Regions from separate parts of the Mus musculus genome. Here region 2 is linked to region 1. The links are chromatin loops, found by intact Hi-C in ENCODE. Cell type or tissue: left cerebral cortex. All regions are shown on one strand. Each heading gives the region's core, and the rest is flanking DNA. Links, peaks and the distances in the headings are about the cores only.

Evidence for each region. Peaks named below come from ENCODE experiments on the same cell type or tissue, not always from the same donor. Only the 100,000 strongest peaks of a DNase experiment are listed, where the experiment ranks them.
Region 2: a loop joins it to region 1, with 2.3 times the contacts of the local background. A loop is called at or near these places in 10 of 42 quality-filtered maps.

Annotation. Positions count from the first base shown.
Region 1 is chr3:36,686,915-36,692,293 of GRCm38, forward strand. Trpc3 (transient receptor potential cation channel, subfamily C, member 3) reads right to left here and starts at 3,253. Exons shown (of 12, transcript NM_019510.2): 1 at 2,884-3,253. The coding sequence starts at 3,065. In left cerebral cortex, for the core only: CTCF peaks have their summits at 2,121 (motif pointing right) and 3,354; DNase peaks (open chromatin) are centred at 2,137, 2,572, 2,768 and 3,339; H3K4me3 peaks cover 1,790 bases; H3K27ac peaks cover 912 bases.
Region 2 is chr3:36,833,092-36,838,470 of GRCm38, forward strand. No RefSeq gene overlaps it. Among named protein-coding and RNA genes, the nearest start is that of 4932438A13Rik, 27 kb to the right of the region's middle. In left cerebral cortex, for the core only: a CTCF peak has its summit at 2,670; a DNase peak (open chromatin) is centred at 2,674.

The sequences.
Region 1 (5,379 bases), core at 168-5,167:
ATCCCATAGATTCCATTTGCATGTTCTCTTTCCCAGTCTTCTCCTATCTCAAGCTCAGCCCTGACAGCTACAGCAGCCTCCTAATCAGTTGCTTCCTATTCCATCAACTGCCACTTCAGTGCATACTACACAGAGAGACTTTGATCACATCGAGTCCGCTTTTAAACAACCAAAGGCTCCCTACTGCCATATCTTGACACATAAGACCTTCACACTGATGTCCAGAATGACAAGGCCTCCAAACCACACCCACCACTCTCCTTCTCACACCCTATGTTCCAACCAGACTCAGCTGCCATGGTTCTGAAACATCCCTGGCATTTTGAGGGACGGAGCATGAAATAATTAGCTACTGCATGCCATCCTAAGAATCCTTCCAGCCCATATCGGTTTCTTTAATTTCTTCACAAACAAATAAGCTTGTCTCCTGCTCTCCTTGTCTCTTTACAGCTCTATTTTCATACTTTTTTTTATTAATACTCATTTTCTTCAGATTGATAGCATCATTGTCCAGGTCCGGCATCTTTGTTGCTTTCCCTCACAGAGGGAACCTTTTTTCCTTGTCTTTGTGGTTGTTGTACCATGCCTGCACTTTGCATACATCTCCTTGAGAATTGTCTTTGAGCTGGAACTCATGAGAACACACTTCTAGACCTTTCCATATTTATCAGATATACTTAACAAATCAAAACTTCCTGAATGAGTTTCGCTTTGATGATGCTATTTGGTGCTGCTAGTCTGCAAGCAATAGAGATAGAATTGCTTTGTTTGAGTCAATGGTTGAGTCAAGAGTCCTATCCAAGGATGGAGGCATCTCATATGTGACTTAATAGAAGGCATTCTTCCCTCATCAGCTCATTCAGATTCCCAAGTGAAAGTCTGGAACATAGACCAAACAAATACGCAACAGAATGTGTGTGTGCACGCGTATGCATGAGGTATGTGATGCGCGCGCGTGTGTGTGTGTGTGTGTGTCTGTGTTTGTGTGCATACTCATGTTTGCTTCTGTTACTAAACTAGAAGACGGATTAGGAGTGGAGAAGAAGAAATCTTCATGGAAGAGGGAAATATAGTAATGAAATACATCCAGTATGTAGAGGGGAAACTAGGGGAAGGAAGAGAAGCAGAGGAGAGGGCGGCACAGGAGAGAGTAGTGGGAGAGGAAAGGATGGTAAAGAAGGTAAGATACTATGAGGAAGCACATTACTTGTAAGCTAACCTACCACATTGGCGACAGGACTTTGAAAGAAAGTGGGTCCTATTCTTAGGATTCTACTGAGTATTAAGCTCAGCTGTGCCACTGCAGTTATGAATGTGACCCTGGGCTGGCTCTGCTAAGTTGTTGACTGGCTATGCCACTCTACATACTGACTCCAAGGCTGTTCTGCTCACCTTTCAACAGTGATGCAGAGACATCGTGGCTTTACCCTATTCAACACCATAGGAGGAACGGAACTACTCTCTGCTGCAGGTAGCAAGACAGCTTCTGATGTCACCAAGTGTCAAATAAATGGAAAGGGGGTGATCCATGAAGTGACCCAGCCCTCTCGACTTTAAAAATAAAGACCACACACTTGTTGCACGGTGTAAAGTCACCAGATGTGGCAGAGGAGTGACCTCAGCAGTCAGGTAGTGAGCCTCTGGTAGAACTCACTCCCGGGCTTTGTGTAACTGACTTCAAACTTCAGAAGGGAGAGCCATAATTTCGAATCTACCTTACTTCCACAGATAATCAAGTTCCCTATGTACCAGTTATTTAAGGTAATAGAAGAATTTCATAAAAATCAAGAAACTATACAAGTTCATAAAACCCAGTTTATGGGTTTTATGGAAACAGAAATAAAGCGGATAGTGTGAAACTTTAGAGGGTGGAAGTGAGCTGACAGGGATGTAATACCAAAGGATGAGCCTTCTCTCCATTTCCGGGGCCATTTCCATGTCCATTCACAGTCTCTGACTTCCTCCCGGGTGCGTAGCAGATTTTAAATCAGGACCCTTCCGGAATGATTGCTGTTTATGTTCCCTGCCAGCCTATTAAGTCCAGTCTGGCCTGGCCTGAGTTCTCCACCGGTCCAACCTCCCCAAGCCACAGATCCTGCAGCAGACAGACTTTGGGCAGCAGGCGGCGCTGCAGAGCCCGTCCCCCCGACAGGAAAGCCACAAGCCCACTGGCCCGGAGGAGCCACGACCGAAATGGGTCCCCACGTCCCAACCCCTTCCTCTCAGGACACTCTTCCCGCACGCGCAGCGCATCGCCGAGGGAAGTAGAGCAGTGCCCTCAGCATCTTTGCCTCTGGAAGCTGGCCCGGCGCTGTATTGTTCGAATGAACAGGTTCTTTTCTCAATCATTTGGTTGCTAACTGCTACTTTTGCAGAGGAAAAGAGAAACAACAGAGACGTGGAGAAGGAAAAAGTCAGAACTGGAGGGAAGGGGGAAGAGTCACCGGCCCTGAGCCTTCTGGGACCCATCGTCCAAGTTGGCCCTAAGAGACTGACTGTCAGAGCCACTGCCCTCGGGTTTGGGTGTGAGCACGCACACCTACAGGGAAGCTTTCATCTCACTCAGTGCACCCCGCACAGCACTGTGCCCCGCTGAGCCCCGTCCTCCAGCCTCCACGGCGAGCTGGAGAGGCATAGGGGGACCAGCCGCAGGTCCTGTGCACACAAAACGGTCCAGGACCTCCGGGTAGCTCCGGGTTCGAGTCCCAAATCCTAGCCCAGGTGGCCTCGTTCTCTCTCCCCGAGCCCCGCCGTCGGTGATGGTCCACGGGCAGTGCATGCATGCACGTGAGCCTGGCCCGGCCCCGCTTAGCGCCGCGCTTAACCAGTCCGGATCCCGAGCCTGGTCCCACCCGCCCCGCTCGGCCGCGCTCGGGTACTCACGCGTCGGGCCCCGGGGACGGCGGCGCGCGCGGGCAGGGCGGCTCCAGCCCGCCGTTGACGCCCCTCCAGCCCCGGCGGCGGCGCTGCGACTCGCCTCCCTCGGCCTCGCCATCCTCCTCCTCCTCCGGAGCGGGCAAGGTCACCCTCGCGGGCTCCCGGCACTTCTTGACCTTGGTGGACATAGCGGCCAAGCTCCCTGCCGCCCGCAGTCAGCAGCCCAGCTGCCCCGGGTCAAGCACCGGGCCCGCGGAGCTGGGGACGCCCGGGCGGAGCGCGCGACCTGCAGCGGAGCTTGGGGTCCGCGGCCGCGCTGCCGGCTGTGCGCGGTCTGCCGGCCCGACAGCATCGCGGCGAGACGGCGCGGTTTCCCTGCGAGGAGAGGGAGGAGGGGGGAGGAAGGAGGGATGGGAGGAGGGGAGACCAGTCCCTCGCAGACAGCGCTGTGCAGGAATCAGACAAACCAGCAGGTGGGGAGCTGAGAAACAGCAGAAACTTCCCTCCACCCTCCTTTTTTACCAGAGACCCAGAACCCTCATGCATCTGTAGACACAAGTGTCCTAGGAAAGGAAATGGAATACTCGACCTGTTAGGTTTTTTTAATGCACGCTCAGCTATCTAGATTTTTCAAAGCAAAGCATTGCTAGTTTCCCATTGTCAGGCTTAGCAGAATCCACAGGGGTTTAAGTGCGGTTCCTGGGTCCCTGTGCCTCACAGCCAGTCAATTTCTAAACGTGTGGGATGCTAACTCGAGTTCTGTACTTTTCAAGAAGCGTTTTTCAAGGGAGAAAATTGTTCGTTTTTTGTTTGTTTGTTTTTGAGACAAGGTCTTATTCTGTGGCCCAGGATGGCATGGAAGTCAGCATCTGGCACAGGCTGGTCCACACCTCACAGCAATTCTTCCGTTTCGGCCTCCATAAATTACAGCAGCAGGTGCACATATGTGTGCTGGGGTGTGAGAGACCAGAGGTCAAACTCTGCTAGTCTTCCTTAGGTCATCCACCTTGGTTTTTGTTTGTTTGTTTTGTTTTTATTTTTTTGAGACAGAAGCTTTTTCTGGAACCTAGGGGTTCCTGGATTAGACTAGACTAGGTTGTGGGCCAGCAAGCCACAAATCTGTCTATCTCTACCTCCCCAGCTTGTGCCAACACAGAAGGTTTTAAAGAGGGTGCAGGGAATGGAACTTGCCCCTCCTCCATTATTTTTAAAACTTAAGGGAATGCACTTTGAAATTCAAGGTCACTCAAATTTCGGGGATGAAGGGTTACAGAGTATGATCAATGAGAATTTTAGGGAGCAGAGAACCGAGGTGTAACTCCACTCAGACCCAAACAGTATTCAAGACTTTCTGTTACGTCAGTCAGGCAGATGCCTTCGCAAAGGCATACTGGGAAAATCACAGAAATACCAGCTGAGCTCGGTTAAGACAAGGGAGGTTAGTTCACTGCTAGCATTATTTAGTGGCTACTGTGCTTCATGGAGAAATGGTTCTCTCCGAACTCAAGACACAAAAGTACGGAACTGTGGCTCCCTTTCGCGTAGCTCTTCAAACGCACATAAAGTGCTGTGGATCCCTTGCACTGGCAGTATGCAAGCAAAGGTTCAAGGAAGCACTGGCGTTTTTTGATCCCTGCTTCGGGAAGATGGGAACGTTTGGAAATTGCTTCATGTGCTACTTCATAGGAAAGTGTTAATTTCCACAACCGAGTTACCAGATCCCCTTTGATTCCATCTTTGAAGAGACTTCACAGAAGACCCCCTGTGCACTTCAGTAGCTCTACCTCCAGCCAGGCTCTCGTGGTCCTCCCGGCTTCTGTAGCATACCTCTTCCCTAAGATGGAGATTTTGTTCAAACAAAGTCTGATCATGACTGTTCTCTATTAAAACCAACAAACAAGCAAACAAACAAAACAAACCCACTGGTGACTCCTGCTTTCATTTTAAAAATCCAAATCTGTCGTGTGTCTTAGGGTTTTATTGCTGTGAACAGACACCATGACCAAGGCAACTCTTACAAGGATAACATTTAATTGGGGCTGGCTTACAGGTTCAGAGGTTCAGTCCATTATCATCAAGGTGGGAACATGGCAGCATCCAGGCAGGCATGGTGCAGGAGGAACTGAGAGTTCTACATCTTCATCTGAAGGCTGCCAGCAGAATACTGGCTTCCAGGCAGCTAGGATGAGGGTTTTATAGCCACACCCACAGTGACACACCCACTCCAACAAGGCCACACCTACTTCATACAAACCATCACATTATGCAAGCCTTCTGTGACTTGACCCTAACTCTCCAGCGTCTTCTCTTGCTCTGCATAATGGACACATCTGTACGTAACTCCTGTCCTGTACCACCAACATCAAGGTCACTTTCCCGTTTCCCTGTCTCTGTGTCATTTACCTACACTGAACTGTCTTATTATTCACCCACCTTCTATTCTCCCCCAAAGAGCCAGAGAGAGGTGGCCTCTAGTCTGACAGTCTCTGATGTCCATCTGGA
Region 2 (5,379 bases), core at 305-5,304, 150 kb after region 1:
AACTCTAACAAAATTGTCTAATAGAATGTAGGCTTGGCGACTCCCTGTCAGCTTGGCCAAGTACCCAGGAACCCACCACAGTTCAAAACTCTGCCTATCTAATCCTGTTTCCTGCCCCATCTTCTGCACCAGACTGAAGTCTTTTCCTGTGCTATACCCTCCACAGGCCCCCAGCTTGCTTCTACATACTTCTTTTTCTCTGTTTTGATCTGTAAATCATTTCAGTAGTCAGTGTTTTTGCCATCATTATCATGATGTATTCCTAACCAAGTTTTTATATTTTGTTCTTCTGCCGTGATAAAATATTCTGACTAAAGCCACTTAGGGGAGGAAAGAATTTATTTAGTTTGTACTTCCAGGTCACAGGTCCTATCTTTAAATAGGAACTCAAGGGGAAAAGTTGAAGCAAGAACCCATGGAAAAATGCTCACCGTTGATGACATTGTACTGTGCTTCAAGGTATGGGCAGGTGGGCAGAGCCAAGTTACCCCCCCCCCCACCACACACACACACACACACACTCTTTCTCTTAGCTTATGGAATGTTCTGTAGCATAAATTCTGTTTTGCTAACTTTAGGCTTCACAAAACATTGTTCTGACCTCATTTGTTCTTCTGTGCAGTGTTAATGTGCTCAGTAGCTGAGCATCTCCCCATGTGACAAGGTCCCTATGTGACCTTGTACCTACTGTGCCTGGGGTGACATTCAAAGATGCATTGTCCTGGGAGCCATTTTTATGATCACTTTCTTTGGTGTCACGCCCTTATGATTTTAGTAAGTGGGTTCAAACTCATTTGGAAGTCTGTATTTGGGAAACATCTCATTTTCCTTTAGAAAAATCCAATTTTCAAGTTTTTAAATTAGGCAGATAAAATCTTCACATATAGATTATCTATCACATATAGATTATCTATCACTTGGGTCATAAAGTAGCATAATGATGGTGATATTGATTCAGATCTGTTTTCAAAAAGTTCACTTTCAAGGAGGTGCTCCACTCCCCCACCCCTCACCCCCACCCCTCACCCCCCAGCCAATATCATCCTTGGCATAGATCTGTTTTTAATAATATTTTAAATAAGTGGCATCATTGGGTATGACAAAGTGTAATTGTCTTAACCTGTTTAAGTGGCCAGCTGTCGTGCTGGGAGAAAGCAAAGTATCTCTTTTATAGGTTTTCCACAGACACCTGCTTTCTGCACTGTTCTCCAAGCCATTTGTCACTCTCATGAAGACTGGCTTAACTAAAAGGTGGGAGCTGTAACCATTCAGACCCCATCTCTGTGTGATCCGAATTCATGTGACTCTGTTCTGACCCTGTAGGTTCCTTCATATTCAAACATTAAATCTGGCTAGTGCTTAAATATCCAATTTGCATAATTGCTAAGAACAAGCAGCTAATTCCACCTCCCCAGCTAATCTTACCTTTTGCTCCCGATACCAGACTTGACATGTCCTATAATGAAAGACATTGGAATACCAGAGCTGATCTCCATAGTAAATGGTTGCAGAGCTGGTTTTTTCTGTGTTTTGTTTGGACCCAACTTCAACCTGGAGGCCTTTGTGAATTCCAACTAGGAGTTGCTGCATAACACGTTAGGTGTTTCAAATCCATCAGAGTGAATTAGTGTCAAGACATACGAATCCAATATAGTGTTATTTGCCAAGTCCTTGCACAGCTTTAGGATTAGCCTGGCTTCAAGTGCATAAAGACAGACGTACAGAAAACCTGAGAGTAGGTGGTCTCTGTCCTCTGATGGAGAAGCCATGGCTGCTTGAAAGGTTAGTGTGTATTAAGGAGACAGGGTTAGCTAGTCTTGGAAGGAGGACTCTATAAGGGACTAGTCTCCAGGATGTAAATATCTGGGGGGGGGGGGGAAGAGCTATAATGGGCATTTCCTGCACACTCTGTCAACATTTGCACTCAGAGAGGAGAAAGGCTTTGTCACCACTCCCAGCCTCAAAGGCAGGTGGGGGTAGGGAGAGATCGAGAAGGTATTTTCAGTTTCCAATGTGTCTGAGGCTTTAGTCCTGTCAACAATACGCACCCAGTTAAGAGTTCACATACTCTGTTCCCCACAATTTCCATCATTTCACTGCATAACTCTGAGGGATCATTTTGCTAATATAGCTTCTGGCTCTGTATTTTGCTGAATTCCAAATACTTTTCTATGGACCAAGTATGGTGGCGCATACATTTTTTTTTTTCAAATTCAAGAACTCAGTAGGCAGAAGCAGATAGACCTCTGCAAGTTTAAAGCCAGTCAGGTCTACATAGTAAGTGCCAGGCTAGCCAAGCCTACATAGTGAGATGCTGTCTCAAAACACAAGCAAAACCAAATACTCTGCAGTGAAGAAGTGGGTAGCAGGCAGTAAGGACTTAAAGAGAAAGAAAAGAAAATCTGGCCTACAGAATTGTTGAGGTCTGGCATTTCTCAGTTGTTCTGGTGGTCTGTTGTTGATATGTTCCTGTAATTTCATAATAACATTAGGTACCACTTAGTGTGTGGCATGTGCAGCGCCTCTGAGCACCTTACAAGGTAGACATCCGCTGCTGGGCTGTAGGTTCTTGATGAGAATCGTCTTTCTTGGTCATCAGCATCATTCCAAGGTGAGCGCGCATGCTCAGGGCCTCACTTGTCCCGTGTGAGTGTATCTGGCTCCCCCTTCAGTGGAGTGGAGTGAGAGCTTTAACTCATGAGACTGAAACCGGAGATTCCTGAGAATCAGAAACAAACCATTGTGGGGAAACCAAGGGCACGGAAATGTATCACTGTGAAAAGATGCAGCAAGAGCACTTCTTGCGGCATACACAATGCGCACAGCATGAGAGCAGCTATAAAAAACACAAACAGGGAATGTTTGCGGAAAACAGCTAAAACCACAACAGAGGCCGGGAGGTGCTCGCATCCCTCCTGTGCAAAACATAATTACCAGAGAAAAGACCCCGGGGCTAAGAGAAGGAACCCGCGGTGCAGTTCAGACTTCAGATTCCAAAGTGAGATTTCTCCAGGCCTCATCCCTCTTACGGTATCCACAAAAGCTCTCTCCGTGGAGCCAGTGGTCCCTTCTCTTCCATTTCCCACCAACTAGAGGGACAGGGAAGATAAACAAGGCTACCATGCCCATCCCCCATCACTGATTTCTATAAAACTGGATGCAGAAGACGAGTGATCCAGAGTCAGTTCTTAGTGTAAGATACGTATTTATTTCTAATGTCTTAACATAGCTTAAAGTAACTTGTGACTTATTGTGCACATGTGTGATTAATCACAAATAGTAAATTATCATATCGTCCTTGAAATATAAACCTGCCCAAGGCCAGGCTTTTAGAATTAACCAGGGTGAAAAATAAAGCAATAACCCCCTGAAGTGATGCCAAGAGGTCATTTGACATAGTCTTATATTACTGTTAGGGAGTTTCGAAACCCCTATTTCACAGATAAGTTTACCTGACAGATTTAGAATTCCTCTTTGATATTGAAAGAATAATCTTTTTTAAATTGGGTCTATCAGCTACTTACTTCTCATGTTGCTTTGATGAATAGCTCATCAAAGGAATTTAAGACAGAAAAAGGATGATTGTGGCTTAGAGTTCAAGGGAGCAATCTGTGATGGGGAAGATGTGGAGAGAGCCTATCGGTTGGGGCAGGAGGCCAGCCTCCTGCATCCACACTCAAGAAGCAACAAGAGGGAATATGACGTTGGTGGGGCTATAAAACATTAAGGCTCTCTCTCAGTGATACCCCACTTCCTAAAGGTTCTCTGACATTCTCACAACACTACCAGACAGAGACCAAGGTTTCAAACACAGGAGTTCTAAGCATAGAATCGCTGAGACTAATGCGAAGCCTATTACACTCAGTCTGTTTTACTGCGTTTGTCTTGAGAGCATAAAGTCTTAGAGGTCAATGACTGTGCATTTTGCTGATTGCTTGTCTTAGTTTGGTTTCTATTGCTGCAATAAACAGTATGACTGAGAGCAACTTGGAGAGGAAGGGTTTATTTAGCTCATAGCATATAGTCCATCGCCGTAGGAAGTCAGGGCAGGAACTTAACACAGGAACTGGAGGCAGACGCTGAAGTGTAGGTTATAGAGGGACACTGCTTGCTGGATCACTTGTCCAGGCAGCGGTGGCACCACCCACAGTGAGCTGAGCCCTCACACATCAATCATTAATCAAGAAAACGCCCCATAGGCTGGCCTGCACGCCGATCTGATGACTACATTTTCTCAGTTGAGATTCTTCTTCCCAGATAACTCTAGATTGTGGTAAGTTGACAACAAAAAAAAAACCTAATCAATACTATTCCCAACTGATGTGACATCACAGAAGGAGGGATTTTAGTCATTTAGGATACTTTCATCTGGAATTAAGAGAAAATTCACCTCAATCTGCACAAGCAATTCATGATACAGATTATTTTTTATGGCAAGTAGCCCAGGCAAAGTTAGATGATGTTGCCAGTAGCTCGTATCATTATCAAAGTTTTTTTTCCATCTTTCCAAAATATTACTCATAGAATGTAAGCTTTGACTAGCAGAACAACTTCTTCTCCTGTGGACTGGACACAGGAGACTTCCAGACTCCATATGCTGGTGTCTGAGTGTGATGAACATGTGGCTATTTTTTTCTCATGCATCCTGTCTAGAGAGAAACATTTTACAGGATCCTTTTGACGTCTTTCCTTAGGAAGAGAACAACATGACCACTGCAAAACAATCACTGGCCAACTCGCTTGATTAATAAGATCTAATTCTGGGGCTTAGCAGGGTAAGACGCATAGCTATACCAATTATGTTTCATTTGACTATTGTGTCATGGAGAACTAAACTAATTAAGGCTTAAGTAAGGAAGAAAATTCCCCACACAAAAAAAAATGCTATCTATTGACTTTAAACAATACCTTGTTTAGCTTATGAATCTGATGATAACGGAGTGATTCTTCTGGGCTAGTTTTGTATGATCACCAGTTGACTCACCTGCAAGTCATACTTACTGGAAGAACATGAGCGTTATCTACCCACACTCTCAAATGGAGAGGTAGACTGGGTCACCTTTATTCATGTCTGAAGTAGTCTAGACAGGGGTCATTCACAGAGAAAGGCCCTAAAGAACAAGCAGAAACAGACAGCCTGCCTATTATGGTACAACCACCTCTGCATGTATCATTTGTCTGAGATCAGAAGGCAGTTCCTGAAGTTCTGATCCCCCCGAGAGAGGAAGCCTCGTCTGGAAGCCAGTCCTACAGGACAGAGCTATGGTCTTCCTCTCCATAGGGATGGTAAGAGTGTAAATCCAAAAGCATCATGCTAGCACATGTGCCAAGGAGAGGGCACTGGGTGATTAAGGTCTTTGCTTTCTCTTCAGCCCTATC